Linked DNA regions of Homo sapiens: region 2 is linked to region 1. Evidence: chromatin loops called from intact Hi-C (ENCODE). Cell type or tissue: heart left ventricle. All regions are shown on one strand. Links, peaks and the distances in the headings refer to the core of each region. The heading gives the core; the rest is flanking DNA. Region 1 overlaps ATG7 (autophagy related 7). Region 2 overlaps ATG7 (autophagy related 7).

Region 1 (10,472 bases), core at 969-8,968:
GAGATTATCCTGGATAACACTGTGAAACCCCGTCTCTACTAAAAATGCAAAAAAAATTAGCCGGGCGCGGTGACGGGCGCCTGTGGTCCCAGCTACTCGGGAGGCTGAGGCAGGAGAATGGCGTGAATCTGGGAGGGGGAGCTTGCAGTGAGCCAAGATCGCCCCACTGCACTCCAGCCTGGGCGACAGAGAGAGACTCCGTCTCAAAAAAAAAAAAAAAAAAAAAAAAAAAAAAAAAAAAAACTCCTCTCACTGCCTGCCTTTCATGATGACAGCAAATAATATGATGAAAGCAAGACAGCTTGTTCCCAATTTACCCCTCCGCACTGAGAAAGAAAGAGTCAGCCACTGGTGCTTCTCAAGTCAATCCCAAGAATAGCATCAAAACAAAATCTGAGTAAGATTCACCATCCAGAAATACTGCGTCAAGGAAACACAGTCTGAAATAATTACCTTCGCCTATTTATTTCCTCATCATTAAAATGGGGATTATGATAGTACCCAAGTTCCTTACATGAAACAATATAATGGTTAGTTTTTCTTAGTTTCAGGAAACTCATTGGTATAAACATGGAAATTTATTCCTTTTGCTGGTTAAAAAAAAATTGTTTTTTAAAGATAAAGTCAGCTTTAGAGGCCACAATATTTTCAAATAATAACAGCTCACTGGGCAGGGGATTTGCACTCTGGAAAATTTGGCAAGTTGGTGTTTCAGCATTAAAATTTGGGGAAAAAAATGTTTGAAGATCAATGAAAAATAGCACTGGACTCTATATTTACTTATATAAGATTTTTTTTTTAAATCTTGATGAAAATTTTTATTAGGCTAGAATTGCAGAGCTGCAAGAGAATTCTGAGATCAACAGGTCTTTTTCCTTCATTTACCAGCTGAGAAACTTGGGGTCATAGGAGATTAAGATTGTTTATCTTACCAGTTGAATTCAATACTTTCAGAAATAATTGTTAGAATTCAGTGAAAGTTATTCTCTTAAAAGTACACTGCTTTTCAGCTCCTATCAAGTGTTTCCCTATGCTTCCACAATCCTGATTATCAATTTGGGTATGGGCCACTCTGGGAAAGGCTGTCAAATGTTTATTCTAGAATCCAGCAACTCCCAGATGTCCATCTCCATCTCAGGTTCTGGTCAAAGTCTGATGTAGCAAAGAAACAGAGTAACAAAGAGTGATCTGCACTAAGATTGTTTTGTCTCAGGTTTTTTTTTTCTTTTTTTTTTTTGAGAGGGTGTCTCGCTCTGTTGACAGGCTGGAGTACAGTAGCACGATCTCAGGCCACTGCAACCTCTACCTTCTGGGTTCAAGAGATTCTCCTGCCTCAGCCTCCCAAGTAGCTGGGACTATAGGCGCATGCCACCACGCCCAGCTAATTTTTGTATTTTTAGTAGAGACAGGGTTTCACCATTGTTGGCCAAGCTGGTCTCGATCTCTTTGACCTTGTGATCCACCCACCTTGGCCTCCCAAAGTCCTGGGATTACAGGCGTGAGCCACTGTGCCCAGCCTCGGCTCAGGTTTTTCAATACAGTCTTGACCTTGGCATTCAGTATCCTCACAGCATGGTTCTAATTAACTTTCTAGCTCTATTTCCCTTTTCCTGCTCCCTCTCTCTACAACTAGTCTTTCTCTGATTGCCCCGCCCTCAACCCATCTAAACTAGACCCCAGGGAAGCACCTTGGTCCCCTTCCTCTCTCCCACTCACCATCCAACCAATCACCAGAGCCTGTACATTCTATATTTTCAACATCGATTCAATTGTCTACTTCTTTCTAGCCTGCCCTCTCTGACTGGGACTCCTTGAGCCAGCCTGATCACCCCAATCCATCCCTCACACTGTGCCCATCTTTCTGAAGTAGGAATCTGATCACACCACCCTGCTAAAAACACTCTGGTTCTCCCCACGGCATGTGGTGCCCTTGTATAGCTGGCAAAGCCTTGCATGGCACGGCCCCAGCCTGTGCTTCAACTCAATTGCCCGACTCTCTCCAGCTCTGCTGAGCCACCTAAGTCACAGATGGTTTCTCCTCTCATCTCTGCTCTCTTCCATGTGCCATTTCTGTGGCTTGGAATGTTCTTCCCTCATTCTCTTTCTGGCCCTTTCCCGTCACACCTTAGACGTGCATCTTCCTCTCGAAAACCTCTAGTGAAGCCTCCCAGGGCCAGGCAGTACCCTCCTCTGGCTTCTTCTGGATACAGAGGAAGAATCTGAGCATCGATTCTCCATCTCAGCAGGCCTCTGTGTGCCTGCTGACTCCGACTAGACCAGAGATCCGTAAGGACAGGGATCGAGTTTTTTTTCTTTTAATTCACTGCCTCAAAAATCCTCTGTGCATTACCTATTCATCCTCTTCTCTCCCTTAACCTGAACCAGTGATCTTACTGTCTCCATCATTGTTTTTTTCTTTTCTTTTCTTTTCTTTTTTTTTTTTGAGGTGGAGTCTGGCTCTTCACCCAGGCTGGAGTGCAGTGATGCGATCTCGACTCACTGCAACCTCCATCTCCTGGGTTCAAGCGATTCTCCTGCCTCAGCCTCCCCAGTAGCTGGGATTACAGGCATGCGCTACCATCCCCAACTAATTTTTGCCTCCATAATTTTGCCTTTTCTAGAATGTCATACAGGTGGAATTACTCAGTATGCTGCCTTTTTCAGATTGGCTTCTTTCACTTAGTAATATGTTTGTTTTTTGAGACAGGGTCTTGCTCTGTCGCCCAGGCTAGAGTGTGGTGGTGCGATCTTAGCTCACTGAAACCTCCACCTCCCAGGTTCAAGTGACTCTCCTGCCTCAGCCTCCCGAGTAGCTGGGACTACAGGCACGTGCCACCATACCCGGCTAATTTGTGGATTTTTAGTACAGACGGGGTTTCATCATGTTGGCCAGGGTGTTGTTGAATTCCTGACCTCAAGTGATCCACCTGCCTCAGCCTCCCAAAGTGTTGCGATTACAGGTGTGAGCCACTGCGCCAAGCCTCATTTAGTAATATGCATTTAAACTTTCTCCATGTCTTTAATGGCTTGATAGCTCATTTATTTTTATCATGGAATATTTCATTGTCTGGATGGACCACAGTTTATTTCTCCATTCACCTACTGAAGGACATCTCGGTTGCTTCTAAGTTTTGGCAATTATGAATAAAGCTGCTATAACCATCAAGTGCAGGTTTTTGTGTGGACCTATTATCAACTAATTCGGGTAAATCTCAAGGAGTGCAATTGCTGGATCACACAGTAAGAGTGTGTTTAGTTTTAAGTGGCTGTGCCATTTTGCATTCCCACCAGCAATGAATGAGAGTTTCTGTTGCTCCACATTCTCACTACCATTCGGTGTTGTCAGTGTTTTGCATTTTGGCCATTCTAGTAGGTGTTTACATGGTATCTAGTCATTTGAATGGGCATATGATGTGGAACATCTTTTTTTTTTTAATTTTATTATTATTATACTTTAAGTTTTAGGGTACATGTGCACAACGTGCAGGTTTGTTACATATGTATACATGTGCCATGTTGGTGTGCTGCACCCATTAACTAGTCATTTAGCATTAGGTATATCTCCTAATGCTATTGGAACATCTTTTCATGTGTTTATTTGCCATCTGTATATCTTCCCTGATGAGTTGGGGATGCATTCTTTCCATCTCAGAGTCCCCAGAAACTAACATAGCAGTTGGTACAGAGTTGGTGCTCAACAAACATCAGCTTAGGAACTATGTCCTATGTTTTTTTGTTTTTTTTTTTTTTTAAAAAGGAATGTGAGCTGTTCCCAAAACGTATGTCCTTCCCCCATGCCTCTACCCTGCCCTTCCACAAACTTTCTGATCTTCAGCACACACTACCCAACCATCAAGGCTGAGACTTCCCGTGGCCAGCAGTGTCTCATGCTGGCTTCAAGCCCCACAGCACTGCTTTTTTCAACTTCTCTTGTGGTTTAGACTGTCTTTAGCCCAGCAAGAGAATTCATTGTCTTATCCCCCATTAAACTGTACCTACACTCTTTGAGGAAAAGGGTCCATCTTACTTAAAATATTTTAAAAATTCACATGTGATAAAACTGATGTGTATGTGTATGAGAGAGAGAGAAAGAGAGAACAGTTCTATGAGGCTTAATGTATACATGTGGCCGTGCAGCCCACTGCCCCATGTCACCATTTTCAATTCTGTCATTACCCCTGGGACAATGTCTTGTCAATATACACTTGAGGCTGGGCGGGGTGGTTCCTGCCTGTAATCCCACCTGTAATCAGGAGTTCAAGACCAGCCTGGCCAACACAGCAAAACCCCGTCTCTACTAAAAATACAAAAATTTGCTGGGCGTGGTGGCACGGGCCTGTAATCCCAGCTACTCAGGTGGCTGAGGCAGGACAATCGCTTGAACCGGGGAGGTGGAGGTTGCAGTGAGCCAAGATCGTGCCACTGCACTCCAGCCTAGGCAACAGAGCGAGACTCTGTCTCAAAAATACATACATACACACACACGCGCAAGAGACACAGTGAGTAGAAACACCGACACCACCTCTCAGTTGAGACATGAACACACTGAAAAGTGGCTAAGTGTTATAGTGTCCCTTTTCTTGAATTAAAACTAAAATTCAACTTCTATCAGATCTTCTCAGGAACGAAGCATTTTAAAACCTAGGCCAGGCGCGGTGGCTCATGCCTGTAATCCCAGCACTTTGGTAGGCTGAGGAGGGCAGATCACCAGGTAAGGAGGTCGAGACTAGCCTGACCAACATGGTGAAACCCTGTCTCTACTAAAAACACAAAATTTAGCTGGGTGTGGTGGTGCGCACCTGTAATCCCAGCTACTCAGGAAGCTGAGGCAGGAGAATCACTTGAACCTGGTAGGTGGAGGTTGCAGTGAGCTGAGATCATGCCACTGCACTCCAGCCTGGGTGACAGAGCGAGACTCTCTCTCCAAAAAAAAAAAAAAAAACCTAGACCAGATGCACTTGGCAACTTGGCAGTTTCTCCTGCGTGGAACATACTTCTCTTTCTTTTCTCCTTGTGGTTAGCACTGTGCTGTGCCAGGGGATTGATTAATTTGTACCTGCCAGAGGCTCTGAAAAGTGGAGCTATGTAAGTATGCTATGCATATCAGGCCACTGTCAACAACAGAAACAGAAATGCAGCAAGCACTTTCTGAGCTTTGGTCATCTCAACAGCTAGTGGCTTACCCGGCAGAATCACCATAGAGCTGGCTAGCGCCATGCACTGACTATGACTAACATAGTGCATGGGGTGGCTGAGGGTGGGTAAAAAGACTGGGCGGTATTTCCTGGAACAGGAAGCCACATCTCATGTCTCCCTCTCCCGGTGGGAAAATCACCAGAGTTCCTTCTGCAGAGGGGAATGAGTCCTAAGCACAGGAAACTGCCTGCTGATCTGAAAAGGGAAGGTCAGATGGGCATCCCAAGAAAATGAATTGCAAACGCCCATCTTCAAAGTTAATTATGCTTCTCTTGCAAATCCTGATTATGGGAAGGAAAACAGTTTGCTTAGTAGATGAGAACATGGGTCTAAAAGTCACACTGGCCAGATTCCAATCTTGACTCAACCACTTTCCTTCGTTTGTCATCCTGGGCCACTTACTTCATCTTTTTGAGCCTGACTTTCCTTACCTATAAAAGAGCGGTGTTAATATTTTCAAGGGTATTTATCAGGATTAGATGAGACAGTCATGTGTTAAACTAAACACAGTGGCTGAGACCTTGTCTCTACTAAAAAACCAAAAAAAAATTAGCTTGGCATAGTGGCACATGAGTAGCTGTAGTTCTTCTAGCTACTTGGGAGGCTGAGGTGAGAGGACTGCTTGAGCGTGGGAGATCAAGACTGCATAGTGGTGACACAGCAAGATGCTGCCTCAAAAAAAGAAACCCAGTGCCTGGTACACAGTAGATGTTCATAAGACAGCAGCTACGATATTCTTGCTGTTGTTATGCTCTCTACGTTTCATAAAGCACTCCAAGTGAGAGGTGACAGCATGCTGGCAGCCCTCGCAGCCCTCGCTCACTCTCAGCGCCTCCTCTGCCTGGGCTCCCACTTTGGCGGCACTTGAGGGGCCCTTCAGCCCACTGCTGCACTGTGGGAGCCCCTTTCTGGGCTGGCCAAGGTTGGAGCTGGCTCCCTCAGCTTGCAGGGAGGTGTGGAGGGAGAGGCGGGAGCAGGAACTGGGGCTGCACGCCACACTTGTGGGCCAGCTGGAGTTCCGGGTGGGCGTGGGCTTGGCAGGCCCCGCACTGGGAGCGGCCGGCTGGCCCTGCCAGCCCCAGGCAATGAGGGGCTTAGCACCCAGGCCAGCGGCTGCAGAGGGTGCGCTGGGTCCCCCAGCAGTGCTGGCCCACTGGTGCTGCGCTCAATTTCTCCCTGGGCCTTAGCTGCCTCCCCGCGGGGCAGGGCTCAGGACCTGCAGCCCACCATGCCTGAGCCTCTGCCTCCCGTGGGCTCCTGTGCAGCCCGAGCCTCCCCAACGAGCACCGCCCCCTGCTCCACGGCGCCCAGTCTCATCCACCACCCAAGGGCTGAGGAGTGCAGACGCACGGCGCAGGACTGGCAGGCAGCTCCACCTGCAGCCCCGGTGCGGGATCCACTGGGTGAAGCCAGCTGGGCTCCTGAGTCTGGTGGGGACTTGGAGAACCTTTATGTCTAGCTAGGGGATTGTAAATACACCAATCGGCACTCTGTATCTAGCTCAAGGTTTGTAAACACACCAATCAGCACCCTGTGTCTAGCTCAGGATTTGGGAATGCACCAATTGACACTCTGTATCTAGCTACTCTGGTGGGGACTTGGAGAACCTTTGTGTCCACACTCTGTATCTAGCTAATCTAGTGGGGACTTGGAGAACTTTTGTGTCTAGCTCAGGGATTGTAAACGCACCAATCAGCTCTCTGTAAAATGGACCAATCAGCTCTCTGTAAAATGGACCAATCAGCAGGATGTGGGTGGGGCCAGGTAAGAGAATAAAAGCAGGCTGCCCGAGCCAGCAATGGCAACCCGCTCAGGTCCCCTTCCACACTATGGAAGCTTTGTTCTTTAGCTCTTTGCAATAAATCTTGCTACTGCTCACTCTTTGGGTCCACACTGCTTTTATGAGCTGTAACACTCACCGTGAAGGTCTGCAGCTTCACTCCTGAAGCCAGCGAGACCACGAACCCACCAGGAGGAACAAATAACTCCAGACGTGCCGCTTTAAGAACTGTTAACACTCACTGCGACGGTCCATGGCTTCATTCTTGAAGTCAGTGAGACCAAGAACCCACCAATTCTGTACACACAAGTACTAATACATTACCTCATTTGATTTCAGAGTTAATCTGAGATGGAACATTAATCCTGTGCAATGACAGAACCAAAGCTCAGAGAGTGGATGTACTGCTGACCTGGTTTTTGGGTTCCCTTGGCCAAGCTGCAGCACCAGGCTCTGGAGCCCTTGACCCAGAGGTGGAACTCGGAGCCTGACAACAGTTTCTTCTACTTCCAGTACTTGGTTCAGGAAGTGAGAAAGGGCCTGGCCCTCAGGGCTGGCCGAAGGAGGGGAGAGGGGTGTGGGGGACCTCTGGGAGGTAGGCTAGTTGGAAAGTTAAGGAGACTCAAGGTCACTGGGTGGGTGAAGCTGAGAGGTGACAGCATGCTGGCAGTCCTCAGAGCCCTCGCTTGCTCTTGGCACCTCCCCTGCCTGGGCTCCCACTTTGGTGGCATTTGAGGAGCCCTTCAGCCCCCCACTGCACTGTGGGAGCCCCTTTCTGGGCTGGCCAAGGCTGGAGCCCACTCCCTCAGCTTGCAGGGAGGTGTGGAGGGAGAGGCACGAGCGGGAACCAGGGCTGCATGCGGCGCTTGCAGGCCAGCTGGAGTTCTGGGTGGGTGTGGGCTTGGTGGGCCCCGCATTCGGAGCAGCCAGCCAGCCCTGCTGGCCCCAGGCAGTGGGGGACTTAGCACCTGGGCCAGTGGCTGCGGAGGGTGTACTGAGTACCCCAGCAGTACCAGCCCACCGGTGCTGTGCTCGATTTCTCGCTGGGCCTTAGCTGCCTTCCCTCGGGGCAGGGCTCAGGACCTGCAGCCCACCATGCCTGAGCCTCCCACCCCCGCCATGGGCTCCTGTGCGGCCGGAGCCTCCCCGACGAGCACCACCCCCTGCTCACGGCGCCCAGTCCCATCGACCGCCCAAGGGCTGAGGAGTGTGAGCGCACAGTACGGGACTGGCAGGCAGCTCCACCTGCAGCCCCAGTGCAGGATCCACTAGGTGAAGCCAGCTGGGCTCCTGAGTCTGGTGGGGACATGGAGAGTCTTTATATCTAGCTCAGGGATTACAAATACACCAATCAGCACCCTGTGTTTAGCTCAAGGTTTGTGAATGCACCAGTCGACACTCTGTATCTAGCTGCTCTGGTGGGGCCTTGGAGAACCTGTGTGTCGAAACTCTGTATCTAACTAATATGATGGGAACATGGAGAACCTTTGTATCTAGCTCAGGGATTGTAAACGCACCAATCAGCGCCCTGACAAAACAGGCCACTCGGCTCTACCAATCAGCAGGATGTGGGTGGGGCCAGATAAGAGAATAAAAGCAGGCTGCCTGAGCCAGCATTGGCAACCCGCTCAGGTCCCCTTCCACGCTGTGGAAGCTTTGTTCTTTTGCTCTTTGCAATAAATCTTGCTACTGCTCACTCTTTGGGTCCACGCTGCTTTTATGAGCTGTAACACTCACCGCGAAGGTCTGCAGCTTCACTCCCGAGCCAGCGAGACCACGAACCCACCAGAAGGAAGAAACTCCGAACACATCTGAACATCAGAAGGGACAGACTCCAGACGCGCCACCTTAAGAGCTGTAACACTCACCGCGAGGGTCCGCGGCTTCATTCTTGAAGTCAGTGAGACCAAGAACCCACCAATTCCGGACACAAAGCCACAGACTCTGGCAAATTATCCAGGGGCACCAAGGCTCCAAATGGCACATTGCTGACCAGTGTAAACATTTATCTTTTAAGCTATCGATTCTACCCCAAGCCTGGAAGTCTGACTGCCAAGAACAGTATGGCCAAAAACACTAGGTGAAAAAGAAAACAGAATCCATTTTTGTTTCATGTTGAGAATGTGCTGTTTTGCAGCATGAAGCCCTGGGAAGAGGATGTAAAGAAAGGACAGTCCTCCAAGGCGAGCCTCTCCCAGCTGACAGCCTGCTTTTACTGTGCTGGATGTGGGCGGCGAGTTGCACAAAGAGCGAGGGGACAGCTTTGGAGATGGGGGGTTGAGGGGGTCAGGACATCCTCCCTGAAGGCCTGACCAGACAAGGCAGCATCTGTATCACTGGGATGGGGGAGGGGGTGGGGAGAAAGAAGACCTCGAATGAGGCCCTTTGGTTCAGTAGCAGTAACTCAGATTTTTTTTTTTTTTTAAACTGGGGCAGGGACAAACTTACAAAGACAAATAAGAGGTAATAACACAAATTATACATTCAAGTATGAATGCAAGGAATTGTTCTGCTTGAGAGCTGGTAGAGATCTATTTCAGGACAGGCAGCCGACTCCTGAGTGCAGGTGGCCTGATGGGCGGGGAAGGTGCCATTCTTGGGCCGGATGAAAGAAAGATGATCCTGAAAGGGGGTAAAGATATATGATTTCAGGCAACTCTGTGTCAGGCACGTACCTTCCTTCTAATTTCTGCAGACACCAGCTGGCTGGGGGAGGGGCAGAAGATGGGCGGGCAGAATAAAGAAAGGATCTCCCTAGTCTTGGAGGAAAACAGGGGAAGCCAGAGGGAGGAAGTTGTTCTGGGTTCAAAGAAATCAACTTAGAAAGCTTCCCTGATAAAAATAGCCATTGGCAAATCCTAGTCTATTTATATCACCCATCCAAGATCACTATCAGGATCCTGGGCTGAATCACAAGACCCAGTAAATAAGTATGGAGCGCTGGCTGCCTGATTTATGGGAAGATATTTAAACACCACTGGAGCAACTGAGTCAGGGAAAATTTGAGTGCTGGCACCAAACGGTACATTTACAAGTGGCTCTCACTTTACAGAAATAGATAGGTTCCTGAAAAGTTGGCTATAAAATGAATTCAATTAACAGAATCATATTTTCCTAGTGAATCACATCTTAAAATTAGAGATAGATTGGGGGAGGGGTGGCCAAAAAAAACCAACCACACCAAACAACTGTGCCTCTGAGACTAAATAAAAATCACTCTTCATTCAGCAAACTCTAAAACGTCACTTACTTAAAAGGCCATTATAAACGCTCATAAAATACAAACAATTTGTCAGCAAACATGTCTATGTCTGTGACATACAAGGAGTTGCACCAGGCTTTGTGGAGGCTTATAAGACACAAGTGGCTGGCCATCAGGAGCTCACAATTTGGCACTTAAAAAAAAAAAAAACCACACTGAAATTCATGTTGCATCAGAAAAAAAACAGCTCCCTGGATGTAGACAAATGTGCATGCATGAGGGCCTGCCTGGCCC
Region 2 (10,472 bases), core at 1,334-9,333, 52 kb after region 1:
CTATAGCTGAATTTCTGACTCAGACTTCTGCCTGTCAACCTTCTGATGTCACAAGTCAAACTGTGCCATCAAAGGCTGAGTAAGCATCTTTTGGAAATAGAAACTCAACTGTAAGAACACCAGTATTTCCAAACGCAAAACAACTCTGCCCAGTTTCCAAGTCAGCTACTGTATATAAATTTAGCCATGACACTGGGGGAGGAATTCTTTCTAATTCTGTATTATTTTGGCAAAAAAATTCAAAGGTAAAAATATTAAGTAACAATAATGTACCAGTTACTTTGTTAGGCAAGACATATAAAGCAGTAAATAAGACATATAATGTCTTTGCCTTTATGGGGATTATATTTGAGTGGGGCTGGGGTGGTAGACAGAACACAAATAAATAATAATGCCAAACGGTGATAAGTCCCACATAGGAAACAGGACAAAGGAATAAAAAAATAGGGCCAGGCGCATTGGCTCACGCCTGTAATCCCAGCACTCTGGGAGGCCAAGGCAGGTGGATTACCTGAGGTCAGGAGTTCAAGACCAGCCTGGCGAACATGGTGAAACCCCGCCTCTACTAAAAATACAAAAATTAGTCAGGCACGATGGTGGATGCCTATAATCCAGCTACTCGGGAGGCTGAGGCAGAAGAATCGCTTGAAGCTGGGGGGCGGAGGTTGCAGTAAGCCGAGATCGCACCATTGCACTGCAGCCTGGGCGACACAGGGAGACTCCATCTCAAAACAAAACGAAACAAAACAAATTACGGTTGAGGTAATATTTTATGTCCATTTTACGGATTAGGAAAATGAGAACAACAGGTTAGGTGAGTTGTTCAAAGACTTCCCAGCTAATAAGTAGTGAATTTAAACTCAGGTTGGTCTGACTCCAGAGTTGTTACTAACCACTGCCCCATGCTATCTCTTTGGCTTCCTGAGAAACCAAAGAATCTGCAGAAGTGATAGGGTTAAGAAGCCATCAGTTTTTTTTGTTTGTTTTTGTTTTTTTCTGAGATGGGGTTTCACTCTTGTTGCCCAGGCTGAAGTGCAATGGCATGATGTCAGCTCACTGCAACCTCTGCCTCTCGGGTTCAAGTGATTCTCCTGCCTCAGCCTCCAAAGCAGCTGAGATTACAGGCGCCCGCCACCACACCTAATTTTTTGTATTTGTAGAGATGGGGTTTCACCATGTTAGTCAGGCTGATCTCAAACTCCTGACCTCAGGTGATCTGCCCGCCTCGGCCTCCCAAAGTGCTGGGATTACAGGTGTGTGCCACCATGCCCAGCTCCATCATTATTTTTAAAAGTCCCTCCATTTAGGACATAAAAATTTCTGAGATCTGTGAACACAAATGAGTGTACTACAAGCTGTCATTCTGATGCTAATGCATCCAACAGTTGAGTTTCTATAGATGATATTGAACATAAAGGTGCTATAATCCTTCATACAACCCTCTGAGAACTGCTTTTTCCGAAAAGAGCAGTAAGAGCACAAAGGCTTACAGAGTTTAAGAAACCTGTTGTAAATAATGGAACTTATAAGCACCGACGCTGTAGTCTAGGCCTCGTGCCTGTGACTACAGTGCTTTTTCCATTACACCATGCTGCCTTCCAGAAGAGTCCCCAAGGAGTTACATTTTTCTCCCACTGGGAGACAAGGCAGTAACTAACTTGGCAGAACAGAAAGAAATGAGTGACTGTTTTGTGTCTCTGCCAAGCAAGTATTCATGCCCTTTGCAATATGACGTGGACACAAAACCAACTGATCTTTAGCAGCTAAGCATTCTAGAATTTGCTGAAGAATTTTCTCACCTTACCCGTATGGGGTCCAAAATTAAGAGGGGAAAAACATATTTATGTCTCATTCAGAATTCAAAAAGCAATAAATCCTTCAAGCCCCTGGCAAGTTTCTTTAATCCACTGTAATCATGTTTCCTTGTATAACAAGTCTTGTGATGTCTGCAGCAGCTTCTCGCTAGAGGAACAGCAGCCTCAATGCTGGAGTTCTTCTCATGCCTGGGGGATTATTCCATTTTCCACATTAGGAATAAGCCGCAGACTTTAGGTTCTAAAACGGAGCCAGAAAATGCTGACTAGAATCCAGATGCCCTAAATATAATTAGAGCTAAATTTTACTGCCCTCTGTGAAAGACACAAATGAAAAGAATGTACCAACTTTCAGAATATTGATCCAGAGAGCAAAGTTATGAATAGAGCCAGCATGGGTTCTGCTGCACTGAGAGGCCCTTAAAGCTAACCAGGGGCTTTCCAATTCTCTCCCCTTCTTCTTATCCCTGGGTTTTTAATTTTTATAGAAGCCAAATATATTAGGGAAGGAAGAGGGGCTACAGGCTTTTTTATTTTTATTTTTTTGAAGCAGGGTCTCGCTGTCGCCCAGGTTGGTGTGCAGTGGTGCAATCACTGCTCACTGCAGCCACGACCTCCTGGGTTCAAGCAATCCTTCCCCCTCAGTTCTCCAAGTAGCTAGGACTACAGGTGTGTGCCACCACGCCCAGCTAATTTTTATTTTTTATTATTATTTTTTACTAACTTTTTGTAGACATGGGGTTTCACTCACGCCCAGGCTGGTCTCACACTCCTAGCCTCAAGCAATCATCCCACTTCGGCCTCCCAAAGTGTTGAGATTACAGATGTGCACCCAGACTTACAGGCTCATTTTTTTTTTTTTTTGAGACAGAGTCTCTCTCTGTCACCCAGGCTGGAGTGCAGTGGCGTGATCTTGGCTCACTGCAAGCTTTGCCTCCTGGATTCACGCCATTCTCCTGCCTCAGCCTCCCGAGTAGCTGGGACTACAGGTGCCCACCACCATGCACAGCTAATTTTTGAATTTTTAGTAGAGATGGGGTTTCACCGTGTTAGCCAGGATGGTCTCGATCTGGATCCACACGCCTCGGCCTCCCAAAGTGCTGGGATTACAGGTGTGAGCCACTGTGCCCGGCCCAGGCTCATTTTAATAAACCAGGTTTTCACTCAGCTCTAGAACTCTCTGGAGGTGTCCTTACACACACACACACACACACACACACTTTAGGTTTTTAGAGATTGATTTGATAAGAAAAAAAATTTTTCCTTTACAGCCAATGACTTCTCTCTACATCTTTAATAAGGCTGTGATTGTTGATGACGATGATGATAGATGTGGCATCTGTTGAGTGTTTACTATGTGCCCAAGAACTGTGCAAAGTGCTTCAAATACATTATATTACTTAATCCTAACAGTACCCAAACAAGGTTGCTATTTCCATTTTATAGTAAAGGGGCCAAGTCCTAGGATGACTCTGCAACTTGCCCAAGGTGTCACACAGCAAAGAAGCAGTAGAGCTATAATTTGAAAATAGGGGGTCAGACTCCAGAACCTATTCGGCAATAAAAGGTAAAAGCCCTGTCCCCTCTGCAAAAAGCCACTGCTTCTAGCTACTCGCAATGACTTTCACAGAAATAACTTTCTGTATTTGTCTTTCGTTTGGGGGATATTTAATTAAATGGTATAATTAAAACAACAAGTCCATCTGGCATTCCCAGGTTTGGCAAGAAACAAGAATGACTCTTGGAAAGCCCAGGCCTCAGCTGGTGGGAGCAGAAGTGTGCTGGTGTCCTAGGAACCAGGCTGCCAGCTAAGAATGTTCAGCCTCCCCCCGTACTTTACCGAGGGGGTGCGGAGTTAACCAACTGGGACATTCCATTAATGGAAAGTCAATTAGAAAAGATTTACTGAATACATAATTTTTTAATTTTTAATTTTGAGACAGGGTCTTGCTCGTTCACCCAGGCTGGAACGCAGTAGTGCAAGTCATGGCTCACTGCAGTCTCGACCTCTTGGGTTCAAGCAATCCTCCCACCTCAGACTCCCAAGTAGCTGGGACTTCAGGTGCATAACACCATGCCTGGCCAATTTTTGTATTTTTTGTAGAGATGGGGTTTCACCATGTTGCCCAGGCTAGTCTCAAACTCCTGGGCTCAAGTGATCCGCCTGCCTTGGCCTCCCAAAGTGCTGGGATTATAGGCATGAGCCACTATGCCTGGCCAATTTTTTTACAAAAGCATACTACACCTGTTGTTTTTCAACCTGCTCTTGTCACTTAAATGATTTAATCATTCCTCTTCCTGATATGCTCTCAGGTTTGTCACAAACACCTTTGGTTTTGCCACCATCCTGTCTTCCTGGGACCACCACCTTCTTATGGAAACTGCTTTTTCCCCCACACCAACCACGTTCCTTTACAGACTCTGCCTCTCTAGTCTAACTTGACTGGTCCCAAAATGAGCAAGAGAGCCAGCTGGGCCCACATATGAGAGTTTGGGGTGTGAGAAGTCCAGGGCCAGTGCATGCCAGGCAACTGAAGCTATGGATTATGAGGCTCTGGAGCTGCCAGTAGTCACACTTCCTGTCTAGCAGAAGACGCCAGTCTGCAGGGAGAGAACCTGTTCCTATCAGAACTGTAGAAAAAAGCTAACTTTTCTTTCCATTATGTTCAATGCTCCAACACTCTCCACCTATGATAATTCAAGGTGGGTTTATGTCACTTGAAACCAAGAGTCCTGAATCATTTAAAAATGATGCCAGGAGTAAAGAGTTGAAAGTAACCAAGTCTAAATGCGGGAAGGGCTGACATGAATTGGGATGGGAGGCCATAAGAAATATCCCATCCAGGGTGGAGAAATTCCCAAGTTCTGTTACAAAGTACTGAACCAATTGGTTCAACAAGACTGAAGGTTTAGCAGACCATTCTGAGGGAAGTATCTGATTATTGAGGATCACTGTCTACTTTTTGCAACATTCCATACATTTTGAAGGGAGGCCTCTTCTGCTTTTGGTCAGCAACCTGAGTCCTCTCAAGCTTACAAAGGCTGAATTTTCTGCTGCAAGCTGAAGTCAGTAGTAGTTAGGGAAAGAGTGGGAGTATGACAATGGATAGAAATATCTGAGAGGGGCCGGGCATGGTGGCTCACGCCTGTAATCCCAGCACTTTGGGAGGCGGAGGAGGGCAGATCACCTGAGATCAGGAGTTTGAGACCAGCCTGATCAACATGGCAAAACCCCATCTCTACTAAAAATTCAAAATTAGCTGGGCATGATTGCACATGCCTGTCATCCCAGCTCCTTGGGAGGCTGAGGTGGAAGAATCGCTTGAACCCAGGAGGCAGAGGTTGCAGTGAGCAGAGATCGCACCATTACACTCCAGCCTGGGCAACAAGAGCAAAACTCTGTCTCAAAAATAAATAAATAAATAAATAAATAAATAAATAAATAAATAAATAAATAAATAAATAAAAATATCTGAGAGGAGCCAGGGCCCTTGTGTTACATATTTATGTATGTTACGATGTTTGAACATCTTTTAAAAAACCTTTCTAGCTGGGAAGACTGCCCCTGGGGGGGTGGCGAGAGGATAGTTAATTCTTAGAGCCAGCAAAGGGCCCAGCCAGGAGTACACTTCTGACATGCGAACTAACCAATTCAGAGCCACACCTCCTCTATCTGGCCCAACACCCGAAGAGGCAAAATTCCTCTGCTTTCATCATCCCAGGGCCAGGTACAGTCAACTAGGGACCATTCCTATAGCTTAGGGCCCCTGAGATTATTCAAACTAGCCAACCCTAAAGTGTTCACGCTGCCCTGCCTTGACTTTTCCAAGGAAACCCCCATCATGGCTTTACCTTAATGCTTTCCCCTTGCTCCTGTCTTCTGCCTCCTGACTGCCCTGGTGTCTTTCCCCTGTGGACCTGCATGGTGTGCCATGTCTCCTGCCTCTAGGACTTGTGACCACGATAAACTTTGTCTTCCTGAGCCTCTCCTGTGTCTCCTTCTTGTGGCTGCACCTAACAGACTATCTCATAAAAGAACATAAAACAGCCCTTAGCAATGGTGACGAGAGGGCCCTGAACCTTCCAAGGCTCCAGCAGAAGTCCTTAAACTGAGTTCTAGAAGGGTGGCAGACGCTCTTAAACAGCTCTTGAAGGCAATGGCTTCCAGTTAGAAATGGAAACCTTGAGAGCCGAGTAGGTTTTAATGACCAGATATCCTCGAGTTATTTGGAGTTGTCCCTTAGATTCAGAGTCCACATCTTTCTTTCTTTTTTTTTGGAGACAGAGTCTCACTCTGTCACCCAGGCTGGAGTGCAGCGGCATGATCTCGGCTCACTGCAAGCTCTGCCTCCCGGGTTCATAACCATTCTCCTGCCTCAGCCTCCTGAGTAGCTGGGACTACAGGCGCCCGCCACCACGCCCAGCTAATTTTTTTTTTGTATTTTTAGTAAAGATAGGGTTTCACTGTCTTAGCCAGGATGGTCTCAATCTCCTGACCTCGTGATCCGCCCGCTTCGGCCTCCCAAAGTGCTGGGATTACAGGTGTGAGCCACTGCGCCCGGCCCAGAGTCCACATCTTTAAAATGAGAACATTGGATAAGACGATTGCCAAAGTGTCTTGGTTTTGATGTTCTGTTTCTGGGGGTTAATTATAGTACAAACATTACCATTTTCTTAAAACCACTAAGAATTCTCATTCTAAGAACTACATTTAAGAGAGAGAGTGAGAGAGATTAAATGCTTGCTTTTGAGTCTGTTCAATTCACTGTGATCTTAGACCATGAACTCAATTTCCTTAACCTGCAAAACGAGGTTTTGAATGCCTGTCTTCACAGGGCAGAGAGGGGAAAAGTGAAAGCCTTTTGATTTCTCTTAAGGGAAGAAAAGACGCCGTGGAAATTCTAAGCAGGATTAGGACAAAGCTCTCTGAATACAAAGGTTAGCTCCAAAGTGACTTTATCTTTGGTTTCTTAGCCCCAGTGATGCCATTTCTGACCCCAATCACTATTCCCTATAGTTTTCAAATCCCTGTAAAGAACACATTTCCTAAGGGACACAGAATGGCCTTGGGTAAAATGCCAGTGCAGGCTGTCTCTGCATTTCTTATTTTTCCACTTCATTTTAGAAAAGTCTATTCAACCTGCCCAGCACTGACACCCTATATCCATGGCTTCCACAAACCCTGCCCCACCCTTTGCCTTCCCTAAAGGTCTTTGCCACAGCTAAAATTCTAAAATATTGACCCATTGTGGTAGATTGGATTCATCCATTCTCTCATGTGTGTCATTATATCAAGACTCCAAAAAGATGACTTACTACTGGTGGTACTGTATATATTCTGAAAAGGAAGGTTGCAAAGACATATTGAGGATGTTGGTCATACCAGGTGGTTCTCAAAACACACACCCTCTGGGCTCCATACACATGGATGGAATCAGGGTTAGGGTCAACTGGCACCTTCTCCATGCAGCCTGACCTGTCTGCCCTTACCAGGCATAGACAGTGACTCTTTTGTTTGTGTTCCCTCAGTACTTTATAAGAATAATCATTATCTCACTGTATAGATATTATTTGTCAAAATTTATATGTCCTTGACTGGGATGAAATTTGGGAGGGGGCAGGGATTTTGACTTATTAATCTTCCTATTGTGTGTCTTGTACAGGGAGGGAATTCATTTTTATGGAATGAATTCTGTGAATTGCTACATTCTGTTCTCCTCTTGAATGGGAAGTACTCTGAGGGAAAATAACCTCAGAAGCCATGCAGCATAGAGGCAAGCCCTCATCTTGAACTAGGCCATGGCTGGCAAAGGCAACGCTCTGGTGCTACCCTCTCCCTTGCCCACATCAGGCATTGTTGCTCAGTCATGACCCCTTCTCTCACGACATCTGAGCCAGGCCTGAGAGCCCTTCTCAACACAGTCTTCTAGGCAGCCACCCCTGCTGAGTGAGCTGGCACACAAGAGAAGCTGATTTGGCATATTTAGCAGCCCAAAGGTAGATAAGATACCGAAGGACAAGAGGACACATGGCCTATGTATGCTCCTCATGTCACCAATGAAAGATGCAAAAGGAGGTTCAGATAGAGCCTAGATTGTTCCTTTAACATTCAAGAAGCCACCTTAAAACAACGCCAAAAGAACCAGTGGACTCAATAAGTAAACAGCTGATCCATCTGGTTGGTCATGTAGCACTGAGGCTGCCTACATTTAAACTGGTTATTATTGCTTTAAATGAGATGTTCTTTCCTGAGATCACCCAGAGTTGGGATGCTGAGCTGTGTGACTGCAGTAAGATAAATCTCTGTACGATTTGAGACATGTAAGAGGCAGTATGGTGCAGTGGATAAGAGCACAGACCCCAAAGCACTGTTCCTAACACACAGGGCTCTTGTAAGGATTTTTAATATGTTAATACGGTTAGAATAGCATCTGGCACATTAAGCATCATCTACTGTTACTATACGTGGCCTGGCTAAAGTCTACCAAACAACTAGTAAAATCCCCACAAACAAATAAGGCTTGGTCTATGTTGCCACTCTTGTTTGTAATTCAATGGTTTCATTATGAACGAATGGCTATTGCCTCGACAAAAGGCTATCAGAACAGGCCTGAGGTAGAATTGTGCCAGTATATTTCCTTTTCCCCACAAAGCCCATTACTCTGGCTGTTATCAGACAAGAAGAGCTAGGCAGCCCATTACTTCCCTGTTGGCTCTGGCTTCCAGGAACCATGAAGTTACAATTCATGTTGAATTTTGGAAGCTCTCAGAGTTTAAGTTTCCTAACATAATCACTTAAAAAAAAAAAAACACTTGGCTCCTGTTTTTATTCTCATTCTAAAGACGTCCAGAATTAATTATTTCTATGATGTTGAGTATAGCTATCTTAAATCTGTTTTTGAAATCAGGCAGAATGTACATAAATATAAAAACATTTGTCAGATTCTTGGTGCTGAATGTCAGCCAAGACATATGTCTGAGATGATACATTATATTTTTATGTATTACACATACCATAGCCATCTATGAATCAGGGCAAATCTCATGTAGCATTCTGCAGAGATATTAGAAAAGACTTACTGTGTTGACATTTCACCATAATGACTGATGTTTTTGCTGTTTTTTTTTTTTTTTTAAAGTGACTCCCCCTCCTCACTTTAGGATTATTGCTCCTGTGTCAGAAAGTGAAGCTGAAATGAGAGAAGTGATCGCCTAGGCCAGCAGTCCCAAACTTTTCTGACACCAGGGACCAGTCTTGAGGAAGACAATTTTTCCATAGATGGGGGGGTGATGAATGAAACTGTCCTACCTCAGATCATCAGGTGTTAGAATCTCATAAGCTGCGGGCAACCCAGATCCCTCGCATGAACAGTTCACAATTGTGTTCCCGCCCCTATGAGAATCTAATGCTCCGCTGATCTGACAGGAGGCAGAGCACAGGCGTTAATGCTCGCTTGCCCCGCTCACCTACAGCTGCGCGATCGGGTTCCTAACAGGCCTCGGACCAGTACTGGTCCATGGCCTGGGGGTTGGGGACCCCTCAACTAGGCCAAAGACAGAGAATTATCTTGTTGAAACAAGTTCTCTTTTTTTATCCTGTGCGTTTATTTTCATAGAATTACAGAGCTCATTTGCTTCAGTTCTCCAATTTTTTAGAGGGAACTGAGTTCCAGCATGGAGAAGTAACTAGCTATGGTCACACAATGTGTTAATAGCTGAGCTGGCTGTAAGTAAAACCCAAATCTAGGCCAGGCGCAGTGGCTCATGCCTGTAATCCCGGCACTTTGGGATGCCGAGGCGGGCGGATCACGAGGTCAGGAGATTGAGACCATCCTGGCTAACACGGTGAAACCCAGTCTCTACTAAAAATACAAAAAATTAGCCGGGCGTGGTGGTGGGCGCCTGTAGTCCCAGCTACTCAGGAGGCTGAGGCAGGAGAATGGCGTGAACCCAGGAGGCGGAGCTTGCAGTGAGCGGAGATGGTGCCGCTGCACTCCATCCTGGGCAACACAGCAAGACCCCATCAAAACAAAACAAAACAAAAAAACCCAAGTCTGACTTCTAAGCCTGTGTTCCACTTAAAACACCAAGATGCCCCTCTAGACCACTGAGATAGGAAAAAAATGAAGAAATTGGCTTTGAGTAGCCAATTTAAATTTGAAACTCTTGAAATGTTTTGTTGTAGCAAAACAGAGGGCTGTTTTGAAAACAAGACACTAGTTCCATAAAAATCAATGTATTTTAGAAAATATTTCTGCTGCAAAATTTCATTTACTATTAAGGCATCTGAGGTGAGCTCATTCACTTAGAATCATGGGCCAATTCCAAAAACTAGGAAATCAAATCATTCATTCAACCAATATATACTTACCGGTTACTTCCTCCATACCAGGCAATGCACTAGGTCCGGTCCTGAGGGTATATTATCTAAGACACAGTCCTTGCCCTTCAAGGAGCTCAAGGTCTAGGGAAAATATTCAACACAAGCGCTACCACTGCACAGTCTCTTAGGTGTTCATGACAGACATAACCAATGTATTAATTTATTTATTAACTGGCCTCAGCAATCCTTCCCAACACAACCCTCCAAACACCCATAAGCGAGGGGCACACAAATTGAAATTGATCTGTCACCCCTTAACTAGTATAGTCACTTTG

Evidence for each region. A loop is a pair of places that touch in the nucleus more often than their neighbours do. Peaks named below come from ENCODE experiments on the same cell type or tissue, not always from the same donor. Only the 100,000 strongest peaks of a DNase experiment are listed, where the experiment ranks them.
Region 2: a loop joins it to region 1, with 3 times the contacts of the local background. A loop is called at or near these places in 15 of 110 quality-filtered maps.

Annotation. Positions count from the first base shown.
Region 1 is chr3:11,509,311-11,519,782 of GRCh38, reverse strand. The region is part of intron 20 of ATG7 (autophagy related 7); the gene reads right to left. Among named protein-coding and RNA genes, the nearest start is that of VGLL4, 130 kb to the left of the region's middle. In heart left ventricle, for the core only: a CTCF peak has its summit at 5,306; DNase peaks (open chromatin) are centred at 5,206, 6,103 and 7,966; H3K27ac peaks cover 1,529 bases.
Region 2 is chr3:11,457,651-11,468,122 of GRCh38, reverse strand. All of the region lies in intron 20 of ATG7 (autophagy related 7), which reads right to left. Among named protein-coding and RNA genes, the nearest start is that of VGLL4, 180 kb to the left of the region's middle. In heart left ventricle, for the core only: no CTCF peak of the experiment used is centred there; no DNase peak of the experiment used is centred there; H3K27ac peaks cover 1,726 bases.